2 separate regions of the Homo sapiens genome follow, and region 1 is linked to region 2. The links are chromatin contacts, found by Hi-C or POLR2A ChIA-PET in ENCODE. All regions are on one chromosome and are shown on one strand. The core of a region is the stretch at or near the end of the contact, and the rest is flanking DNA. Distances in the headings are between cores, read along the strand shown. Region 1 overlaps CHST11 (carbohydrate sulfotransferase 11). Region 2 overlaps CHST11 (carbohydrate sulfotransferase 11).

Evidence for each region. Hi-C counts contacts between places; a loop is a spot of excess contacts on that map. ChIA-PET counts read pairs that join two places held with the same protein, here RNA polymerase II (POLR2A). Pooled maps may share reads with other maps.
Region 1: a loop to region 2 is called in a map of GM12878, with 2.5 times the contacts of the local background. The contact joins two enhancer-like sites. A Hi-C loop is called at or near these places in 2 of 168 maps with a recorded cell type or tissue (both GM12878), 15 of 37 single-sample maps with no recorded cell type and 13 of 50 pooled maps. POLR2A ChIA-PET finds 5 or more read pairs at or near these places in 15 of 52 experiments (CD4-positive, alpha-beta T cell, CD4-positive, alpha-beta memory T cell, CD8-positive, alpha-beta memory T cell and 12 more).

The regions. Positions count from the first base shown.
Region 1 is chr12:104,477,090-104,482,933 of GRCh38, forward strand. The region is part of intron 1 of CHST11 (carbohydrate sulfotransferase 11); the gene reads left to right. Among named protein-coding and RNA genes, the nearest start is that of CHST11, 23 kb to the left of the region's middle. RefSeq lists enhancers at 1,632-1,681, 5,843-5,844. Within about 2 kb of position 1,467, at least 10 of the 41 ENCODE cell types and tissues checked have a DNase peak (open chromatin) inside an H3K27ac peak, as active enhancers do; they include CD4-positive, alpha-beta T cell, GM12878 and OCI-LY7, where a contact is called at or near this core.
Region 2 is chr12:104,567,236-104,572,841 of GRCh38, forward strand. The region is part of intron 1 of CHST11 (carbohydrate sulfotransferase 11); the gene reads left to right. Among named protein-coding and RNA genes, the nearest start is that of MIR3922, 22 kb to the right of the region's middle. RefSeq lists an enhancer at 2,735-2,824. Within about 2 kb of position 2,621, at least 10 of the 41 ENCODE cell types and tissues checked have a DNase peak (open chromatin) inside an H3K27ac peak, as active enhancers do; they include CD4-positive, alpha-beta T cell, GM12878 and OCI-LY7, where a contact is called at or near this core.

The sequences.
Region 1 (5,844 bases), core at 217-2,716, 91 kb before region 2:
GTAAAGCCACCTCCATACCCTCAGTGCCTGTCCAAGAGTCCTATAATAGATCATCCTTAGGATTCAAATTCAATGAAAAGATACATTTTCACTGCTACTCACTAGGTACCCATTACAGGTGTTAAATCATTTAGTCTTCTCCACAGCCTGGCGAGGAGAACTGGCCTCATCCTCATTTTTAGGTGGGACTCAGAGAAGTTTTGTAATTAACTTAAAGTAACCCAGCTAGTAGTTGGTGGAGCTCGGATGCCCTGGCTCATCTGACTCAAAGTGCTCTAATAAGAACTTCTCTCTGCAAAGCGTGGGCTGGCATCTGCGAGAAAAATTTCTTTTTGTGATTTAGGAGGAAAAACATATGGAGAAACCCTATTGTCTGAATGCTGCGTCTCTCCCTAATTCATGTGTTGAAACCTAATCCCCAATATGAGGCTCTTAGAAGGTGGTGGTCTTTGGGACGTGATTAGGTCATGAGGGAGCCCTCATGAATGGGATTAGTGCCCTTATAAAAGAGACCCCAGAGAGACCCTCACCTCTTGTGCCATGGGAGGACACAGTGAGAACCAGGAAGTGGGACCTTTCCAGACACCAAATCTGCCAGTGCCTCGATCTTGGACTTTCCAGCCTCCAGAACTGTTTGAGCAATAAATTTCTGTAGTTTACAAGCCACCTAGTGCAGGATATTTTGATATAGCAGTCCAAATGGACTAAGACAAGGAACGATCCTTGAGCTGAAAGGAAAATGAACAATTGCTCTGCAGTTGGAAAGACACAATGATAGCTCTAGGAGGCATTGTGCACTCAATTGTCCTCAACTGATTGGAGAAAGGAATTCAGTTATGAGGAAGTTCATTTAGTGAGAAGGTCTAAGAGCTCTTCACATGTCTCCTATGACTCTAAGAAGGGTGATGGCTGGCAGCACCCTGAGAATGAAGCCTCTCCAGGGAGCTGTGTGTTGATGGGGCTCTCAAGTTTGGGAAGCAACCCCCCTAACAGGAAGTGGGGGTGGGAGACAGGGAGAGAAAAACCAAAGCAAACCCATAACTCAAACTGTATCTTTCTTCTTGCAAAAGTGAAAGACATTGCTGATCGTTACACACACACACACAAACACACACGGCAGATGGAGCTTCCTGTGTAGTATTTCTGTTACTTATATCTCCAGAAGGAAGGCCTGGGTATATTTTAATTTTATTATTTTCTTTTCTTAAACATTAAAAAAATGATTTCCACTAGCCCATACCAGAGACCCCAAAATACACTGTAAGTAAAAATGTGATGTTTGCCACGTGAATGCAGTGCCAGCACCTCTCTTCCACCAGGTCCACGTCCCTAAGCCTTTTTATATCTGAATTCTGGAGTCTCCACTGACCCCTTCCCCATAGTCTCTTTTATGTACACCCTGACTTCCCAGCAGCAGAGTGCCGAGATGGAAGCGGATGAGGGGAAGTGAGAATAAGTCTAAAATAGCTGTCTATTAGGTTTCCTGTTAAGTAGGATGTGGTCAGTTAGCTTCGGTTATCTGTAAGTCTAGTTCAGGCTGTTCCTGTTAACAGCTGAGTATTCACGGGGCCCCAGAGCATGGAGGTGCTTGCCTGGGAAGGAAAGCAATTATCAGAAATGTTGGGGCCCAGTCACTACCTTGAGGAAAACCGGTGGGATTTAGCCTTTTGGGAAATAAAGGTGGTGTTCCCTGTGGCCATCAGCAGCAGTGGCAGGCAATTTCAAGAGCTTCAGGAGGTGACTGGAACCATCTAGTCTCTGGTCATTTGGGGGATGAGATGACATGGTTTGGTTCTTAACACATAGTGGGAGAGGCAGTGAACTGGTGCCTTCATTCTAGGGGGTTATTGAAAAGGAGGTTTTTAAAACTGGAAATGACAACATGGAAGGAGCCTTTAAACAGTGCATGTCCAAGGCATGTCCAAGGAAAAGCCGTTTTCAAAAGAGTCACCTGTCTTTACTTGGCATTTCCAAACTTGCCTCAGATATCTTTCTGAGGGACTCTTAACGTATTGGTAGAAATTGGATGCAACTCCTTCCTTTCCCAACCCAACTCAAATTGGTTTAAGCAAAAAAAAAGGGCCCCCCCTTTTTTTTGGCTCAGGGAACTGAGCCAAACTCAGTGTGGCAGAGACCAAGCACCCTAGCATGTGATTGTTCATGCTGTGTCTGTCTCCTCATGGTGGCAAGATGGCTGCCTGCGGTTCCAGCCTCCATCCTAGCCTTTCAGCAGTCCCAGTAGAAAGAGAGAGTACTTCTTTTTTCCAGCAGTTTCCACAAAAGTTCTGGAATGTAAAGTTCTTAAGGGCAGGGATTTTTATATTTTGTTTACTGTCATCCCCAGCTCCTAGAACGGTGCCTGTCCTACAGCAAGTGTTCAGTAAAAATCTGTTGAGTGAGCAAATCTCATTGGTGTGGCCGGGATCACATGCCCAGTTTGAGAGTAAGGTTGGGAGTGAGAGAAAGAAAACTGGAGATGCTCTTATCCAAGACAGGCATCAGATCTTGTTTTTCTGATGAATAACAACCAAGAGAGGCAAGAGGTAAAAAATATATAATTAGATTTTAAAAAGTCTTGCACTCTTAGGTAGTAGGTAGTATGCTAGGAAGTTTTTTGCCACTAGGAAAACCTATTTGGACTGAAAATGGCCGCATGAACTTTTGATTCTGTTTACCTCCTGTTGCTAGAAGACAAATGTGTTCCTATGGCTTGAAGAAGCCACAGGACATATTTTTCTCATGTATGCATGCCACTTGTTGAAGATGGCTCACCACCATGTCTGCCTTCCTGCCAGTGGGAAGAGGGAGAGAGGTCCAGCGGAGGGCATTCCCCTTGGATCCATCACTTTTGCTTAAATCTCACTTAGCTCCAGCCATTTATGTCTGTGGGGGAGGCTGGGAAAGGTAGTCTTCATTCCGTGTGGTCATGTGCTAAACTTGTGTTTTCTTTATTCTAAAGGAAGACAGAGAATGGATATTGGGGGTCAACCAGGAGTTCTGCTGCAAAAGGTTCTATACTTTAGTTGGTCAGTGCTCTGAGCCCCTGTTGAATTCAGGCCTATCTTTCATAAACATCTGCTTAGTCAGTGCACTGAGTTGATAGTGTCCCCGCCCCCCCCTCCAAATTCATGTTCTTCCTGGAACCTCAGAATGTGACTTGACTTGGAAATAGGGGCATTGCAAATATAGTTAGTTAAGATGAAGTCAACCAGGTGCAGTGGCTCCCACCTGTAATCCCAGCACTTTGGGAGGCTGAGGTGGGTGGATCACGAGGTCAGGAGTTTGAGACCAGCCTGGCCAAGATGGTGAAACCCCGTCTCTACTAAAAAATACAAAAAATTAGCTGGGCATGGTGGCGGGTGCCTGTAATCCCAGCTACTCAGGAGGCTGAGGCAGGAGAATTGCTTAAACCTGGGAGGCGGAGGTTGCAGTGAGCTGAGATCGTGCCACTGCACCCCAGCCTGGGCTACAGAGCAAGATTCCATCTCAAAAAAAAAAAAAAAAAAAAGATGAAGTCATATTAGAGGACAGTGTGCCCTTAATCCAATATGACTAGCGTCCTTATTATAAGAGGAGAAGAGACACAGAAACACACATAAGACCGTGTGATAATGGAGGCAGAGACTGGATTGATGCTGCCATGAGCCAAGGAATGCCAGGAGCCACCAGAAGCTGGAAGAAACAAGAAAGGATCCTTCTCTAGAGGCCTCAGAGAGGGCATGGATGGGCCTGCCAACATCTTGATTTTGGACTTGTGGTCTCCAGAACCATGAAGGAATACATTTCTATTGTATTAAGCCACCAAGTTTGTGGCACTTTGTTATAGCAGTCCTGGGAAAATACTGCAGTCTGAAGGAACACATTTCTTGCCTTGACCCAGTAGGGATTCTTTCCAGTTGGAGTCAGGGGATGTGGCTTCTTAGCTTCACCCCTGTGCCGGGATGTGACTCAGCAGAGGTCACTTAACCTCTCTGTGCCGTACTTTCCAGCTATGAAATGGGAAGAGAGCTGCCTTTCTGCTCTGCTGTAACACTGCAAAGGTACAGCCTTTCATGACTTCTCATTGCACCCAGAAGAGAAACCCAAATCCTTAGCCTGACTTCAAGGTCCCGCCTCACTGAGGCCTGCCTGGTCCCACTTCCTTGTTCCCCTGCCCAGCTGGACTTGCGCCACTCTGCCTTCTTTCAGTGCCTTATGAGCACCACACTCTTGCCACGTCACGAATTTTGCACTTGCCGTTCCCTGTGCTTGGCGTGCTTTTCCTTCAGGTCCCGTTTAATGTTGCTTCCTCGTATTGGCCTTCCCAGTTGGGTGCGCTGGAATAAGTTATCACTTAAAAAAAGTAATCTACTGTCATACTTTACAATTTTTAGAATTTGGCCCAGCTTTTTAAGCCACTGAAAGAAATGGTTTCAAAAACCAAACCTGGGTGCAGTCACCTGAGCCCACTGTTCCAGCTGGTGGCTTCCTTCTGTAGGGAGCGGTCATGGATTCTCTCACGCGTCGATGGGGGGCAACGATATCAGATATGGCAAAGATTGGCTAAGAAAGGGAAGGCATTTTTGGAGAGGGCTTTGGGGTTTCTGATACCTAAATGTCTCATCCAAGTGAACAGAGTATTTACTCGTCTATGACTTGAAAAAAGAATATCTTTTTGATGTTATTGTAAATAGGACTGTTTCCTTCCTTCTTTCCTTCCTTCCTTCCTTCCTTCCTCTCTCCCTCCCTCCGTCCCTCTTTTCCTTCCTTTCTCTTGCATTTTTTTTTTTTGGAGTTTTGTTCTTGTTGCCCAGGCTGGAGTGCAATGGTATGATCTTGGCTCACTGCAGCCTCCACCTCCCATGTTCAAGCAATTCTCCTGCCTCAGCCTCCCGAGTAGCTGGGATTACAGGAACCCGCCACAATGCCTGGCTAATTTTATTGTATATATATATATTTTTTAGTAGAGACAGGGTTTCACCATGTTGGCCAGGCTGGTTTCAAACTCCTGACCTCAAGCGATCCACCCACCTCAGCCTCCCCAGGATTGTTTTCTTGATTTTATTTTTGGATAGATTGTTGCTGATATAAAGAATGTATGGCTCTTTTTTTTTTTCCTATTCCTCACTACCTTCTGCCTTCCTTTCGCCTTCCCCCATCCCTTCTCTTTGCTGAAGACGGTGTGTCATCTGGGGTAACCCTGGGTATTTACGAGCCAGTGGAGGCTGCTCTGCCACCTGGGGCTGCTGGGCCCCAGAGCCACATCAAACAGGGAGCCCCCCCCCGCAAAAATGAAAGGAGGCCATGTCAAATGGGCAGCTGGTGTTTACTTCTTTTAAGTTTAGGCACATCCTTTACATCCACATGGCTTTATTTTTTAGGCAAGTGGGCTCACCACTTTCCTAGACCATGTGGCCACTGCCTCCCTTCCCTTTCCCCACCCTCAGTGTCATTTTGGCTTTTCCCACAGAGGAAAGGCTCACAGAACTCCAACGTGGTTCTGCTTGCTTAGATCGATGAGACAAGATTTTGGTCCTTTGAGCAAGGTAGGAGTTGTTGTAATAAGAGCTGACAATTATGGAGGACCTAGTGTGTGCCCGGAGCTTCACACACATTGCCTCAAATTCTCACAACGGCCTCATAAGGTACATGTTACCTGGACAAAGACAGCAGCTCAGAGAACTCATTCCACTTACCCAAGGTTGCAGATTTCAACTCGGTCCCAACTCACTCCAGAGTCTGTGCATCCCCCCACTTAAGACTTTAATGTCTTAAAAATGTCCCCACTTCTTCTGTCTTTTAGTGGCTTCACGTCTGAAGTCTCTGCTTACTTTTTGGAACAGATGGTGGTTCTCATAGACTTGG
Region 2 (5,606 bases), core at 1,371-3,870:
AGGCAGAATGCACCTGAGATGGAGGATGACTGACAAGTTGGAACATTTTTTGCTAGGCAAGGAGGTGCAGTTACAAAATATCTGCCTGCTTCAATCAGATCTGGCAGAAAATGCAATCCTTTCCTAGAGGGTAGAGAAACATTTGTTTGAAATGATTAGTTTCTTTTTGGGTAGAAAGGTGTTCCCTGGGTGGATGTTTTATGAGGCTTATGTCTGTCCCTCTCTCCCTGCCTCTTCCTTTATTTCCTTTTGTCCTTTAAGATCCAGCTCCCTTCTCCAGGAATCTTCCCCTCTGCTGCCTGCCCAAAGTACCTCTAGTTCCATTCCTGTTGAAACACTTAATTCTGTCCCCAGTGAGAGCCTCACAGCTCCACCTAGCATGAGCTCTCCTGTGAATTTTTTCCTGTGTACCTGACAATGTTGAGCAAGGATCCAGGGTCACACAGCCCATGAGCTGTGTGCAAAGTTTAGAGGTTGCCATGGTCTGAATGTTTGTGTACCCCCCACAAATTCAAGTGTTGAAACCTAATCCCTAATGCAATAGTATTGGGAGGTGATTAGGTCTTGAGGGCTCTGCCTTCATGAATGGAATTAGTGCCCTTATAAAAGAGGCCTGAGGGAGCCTCTTCACCCCTCTGCCATGTGAAGACACAGAAGGCATCACTGTTTGGTGCCTTGCCAGACACCGAATCTGCTATTGCTTTGATCTTGGACTTCCCAGCCTCCAGAACTGTGAGCAATACATTGATAAATTCCTTAGTCTAGGATATTTTGTTATAGCAGCAGGAGTAGACTAAGACAGAGATACCAAGTTTGTCTGTGGATTTGTGGCTTCCCAGGGCAGGTGAGCCTGGAGGAAGGACTCGTATGTGTGTTGTTTTTCTATGCCAGGAGTCAGAGGTTGGGCTGGGTCCCATGATCAGGGCTGCTGTTTAGGGCCGGGGTCTTCCTGTCTTCTGGCCTTGTGAATGGCCTGGTGCTTTGCCTGGCGAGAGGAGTCAGACTTTCCTCTCTTGCTGCAGTGTGTTGTTGCTGCTCTGCTGTCTAGCAGCTACCGTTGCCATGGAGCAGCAAGAGGTACTGTGCCAGTGGCCCCCCTCCCACTGTCCTTGCAACAGCTCCTCTGTCTGCCTCCTTAGCCCTCAGCCCTGCCATGGGATGGGAACAGAGGAGACTGCAGCAGCAAGTGTGGCTGATTTTAATTGATTTCTGCTTGGTACACATTTACTGATGAGCTGTAGGTCAGCAACTTCCAACAGAGCTGAGATGGGAAGAGAATGGCTGGCTGCCTAGTTGCTTCCTGGGACTTTGAATGGCATCTTGGCATTTTACAAATGTGATCATGGGAGCTGCTGATGGGACCTCCCCTAGAGATACAATGACAGCGGCACCTGTCATCTCTACTATTATCTATAATGTGGCTTGTATTTATCAACTCACTTAAACCTGCAGGCAGTATTATCTCCATTTTACAGATAAGGAAACTAAAGCTCAGAGAGGTTAAGTAACTTGACCAAATTAACACAGTGAAAAAGGGGCAGAGCTGGGATCCAATCCCAGGCAATATGGCTTTATAGTTCATGTTCTTAACCACTATTTTATACTGCCTCTGTATTTCTAAACTAAAAGTTGAAACCTACCATTGGAGATCTTTAAAAATAAAAGTAGGTCATTAGCTCTTTAAGACAGTCTATGTATGTAGCGACATTTATTAAATACTGACTGAATAAAGTACCTAAGAGTATGCCAGGTACTCTTCTAGTTGCTCTCATGTATTAGCTCATTAATCCCCACAACACTCCTGAGAGGTAAGTATTATTATTTTCATCCCCATTTTGCAGAGGAGAAAACTGAGGCATGGAGAGGGTTAGTATCCACGGTCACAGAGCCAGGATGTGACAGGACTGGAACCCAATTGTCTGGCTCTAGATTCTAAATAAAAGTGAAACTACTAGCTTATGAAACAAAATTTGACAAACCTCTCAACTTGGTTATTCTGACGGAAGAAATTCTAGGAATAGAGAACCCTCCTGGAGTTACCGTCTTAGTTACTAGAGCTCAGTTTGTGAGACTCCATAGCTTTTCAGAATATTTTATATTCTGAATAAAAAAATGCACACAACAAAAACAACCAGATACATTTGTTCAAAGGAACGATCCTCAGGATTTGTGGACAGTTCACTTCGAGACCAGTGTCTCTTACAATCTCAGTTTTCTGTCCTGAGCAGTTACCTTCAAAACTTAGGGGAAGAGCTCAGAGGATGTCTGAGTCCATTTTGCATCTTCATCACACAGAGCTCTGTGGCTGAGTGCATCATAGCTCTTAGGTACAGCAGACCTATTGGATTGATCAGCAGCAGAACTGTTATGCCTGGGGTAAGAACATAATGAAGTGGGGGAGATTCCAAGCTAGGAATTTGGGGCCCAGATTCTAGGGGATGCCTCCAGGGTTTTCAGGCTGCACCTTCTCCATTGATCTGCCCAGTTTATGGAGCCACAGGGGAATAAGTCCTGCTATTGAAGGTGATGTTGGTGCAGGTGGTATTGGGGTGGCACCATTGACCATGCTGCACTGGGAGTCCCCAACCCTGGGCTTTCCCTTTTGAGGTTCAGTGTAGGCTCTTGATTCTGCTTCATAATCTTACTTTACAGTTGGAGGAAGAGGACGGGTTGCGAAAGGAACTTCCTTTGCATGCGGTCAGAGTGCTGGGCCATCTGAACAGCCCCCTCCACGGTCTGCAACATTTCTACATTCTGATAGAAACAGTTAGTGGTCTTGACGTGTCTGACAACCTACAAAACCAACATATCCTGGGGTTTGATCTCTCTGGTGGTGTCAGAGGAGTCCAAAGTGAGCATCTGTAAGCTCGGCTGTGATCCAGCCTATTTGGGAGGATCTGTATTAAACCAGTGACTGCCCTCCCCACCCCACCTCTACTCCTAAAGGGTTCTGTTTCACAAGAGCCAGGCTCAGGTACCTGTTTTTCTCCACCCACACCTTGTTTATTCCTCTTTTCCTCACTGTCTTCGTTGTTGTTCTTGTTGTATATGAGAAAATCGACTCATTTTTAACATTTCGCAAGCCTCCCCCTCCCACTAGTAGGTGTGTGAGCAGCTGCAGATTTTACCGTCTGTAAACCTTCCACACTCCAGCAGATCCTCTTTCCACCTTTCAGCACTGTGCAGCCCACCCAAGCCACGTGCCTTCTTGGTGTCCCATCTATGCCTCTCTCTGAAATCAGGAACCAAGCTCACTGGGGATGAGCATGGCAGGACCTCAGGAAGAAGCCTACTCCTTTCCTTCCTGCAAGAAAATGTGCCAGGCATTTAGTATTAGGGATACAGAAGTGGATACACAAGATTCTTGCCTTCAAGCAACTCGGGAATTTAGAAGGAATAGCAACAGTATTAACAATTGCTACCATTTATTCAGTTTCAGTATATGTAAGCCACTGCACTTTTTTTTTTTTTTTGAGACTGAGTCTCGCTCTGTCACCCAGGCTAGAGTGCAGTGGCGTGATCTCTGCTCACTGCAGTCTCTCCCTCCCAAGTGCAAGTGAATCTCCTGCCTCAGCCTCCTGAGTAGCTGGGATTACAGGCGCCTGTCACCACACCCGGCTATTTTTTGTATTTTTAGTAGAGACGGAGTTTCGCCATGTTGACCAGGCTGGTCTCGAACTCCTGACTGCTGGTGATCCACCCACCTTGGCCTCCCAAAGTGCTGGAATTACAGGCGTGAGCCACCTCACCCAGCGCACTGTGCTTTTCCTGAATGATATCATCTAATAATTCTCAAAACCAGCCTGGAACGTAGGAATTCTTGTTTTCATCTTGGAGATGAGAAAATGGCAGAGAGGATAAGTTAATCAGCTGAGGTCACATAGCTAGCAGGTGGTGGACTCAGTAGTTTGTCTTTGGAGGACAGACAATTTTTTTTTTTTTTTTGAGATGGAGTTTTGCTCTTATTGCCCAGGCTGGAGTGCAATGGCCCGATCTCAGCTTACTGCAACCTCTGCCTCCTGGGTTCAAGCGATTCTCCCACTTCAGCCTCCCAAGTAGCCGGGATTACTGGCATGTGCCACCATGCCTGGCTAATTTTGTATTTTTAGTAGAGATGGGGTTTCCCCCTGTTGGTCAGGCTGGTCTTGATCTCCTGACCTCAGGTGATCCGCCCGCTTCGGCCTCCCAAAGTGCTGGGATTACAGGTCTGAGTCCTGCACCCGGCGACAGACAATATTATTAAGAACAATGTTGACTGAACGCCTCCAGCGTCCCACTTGTCAGTGCTTGTAGACACAGGCTTTCAGTCTCCTGAAGTGCTGTGGACACTTTGATCAGAGAGGGTCATGGCTTGTGAGGATCACCACACAAGAGGAAGTGGCAGCTCAGGTCTGATGATGAAGTTTGTCTGACTCCAGACCTTTCTGGCTCCTAACCCCTGGACCGTATCACCTCTCATCAAAACAGTGCAAGATGTATTATCAAATCCAGCCACTGGTTAGACTAGAAAAAGGAGCTATTAGGAGTGGTGACAGAGGGCATCCCTGTCTTGTGCCGGTTTTCAAAGGGACTGCTTCCAGTTTTTGATCATTCAGTATGATATTGGCTGTGGGTTTGTCATAGATAGCTCTTATTATTTTGAGATACGTCCCATCAATACCTAGTTTATTGAGAGTTTTTAGCATGAAGGGTTGTTGAATTTTGTCAAAGGCCTTTTCTGCATCTATTCAGATAATCATGTGGTTTTTGTCGTTGGTTCTGTTTATATGCTGGATTATGTTTATTGATTTGCATATGTTGAACCAGCCTTGCATCCCAGGGATGAAGCCCACTTGATCATGGTGGATAAGCTTTTTGATGTGCTGCTGGATTCGGTTTGCCAGTATTTTATTGAGGATTTTTGCATCGATGTTCATCAGGGATATTGGTCTAAAATTCTCTTTTTTTGTTGTGTCTCTGCCAGGCTTTGGTATCAGGATGATGCTGGCCTCATAAAATGAGTTAGGGAGGATTCCCTCTTTTTCTATTGATTGGAATAGTTTCAGAAGGAATGGTACCAGCTCCTCCTTGTACCTCTGGTAGAATTCGGCTGTGAATCCGTCTGGTCCTGGACTTTTTTTGGTTGGTAAGCTATTAAGTATTGCCTCAATTTCAGAGCCTGTTATTGGTCTATTCAGAGATTCAACTTCTTCCTGGTTTAGTCTTGGGAAGGTGTATGTGTCAAGGAATTTATCCATTTCTTCTAGAATTTCTAGTTTACTTGCATAGAGGTGTTTATAGTATTCTCTGATGATAGTGTGTATTTCTGTGGGATCGGTGGTGATATCCCCTTTATCATTTTTTATTGCATCTATTTGATTCTTCTCTCTTTTCTTCTTTATTAGTCTTGGTAGCAGTCTATCAATTTTGTTGATCTTTTTAAAAAAACTAGCTCCTGGATTCATTGATCTTTTGAAGGTTTTTTTGTGTCTCTGTCTCCTTCAGTTCTGCTCTGATCTTAGGTATTTCTTGCCTTCTGCTAGCTTTTGAATGTGTTTGCTCTTGCTTCTCTACTTTTTAATTGTGATGTTAGGGTGTCAGTTTTAGATCTTTATTGCTATTCAACA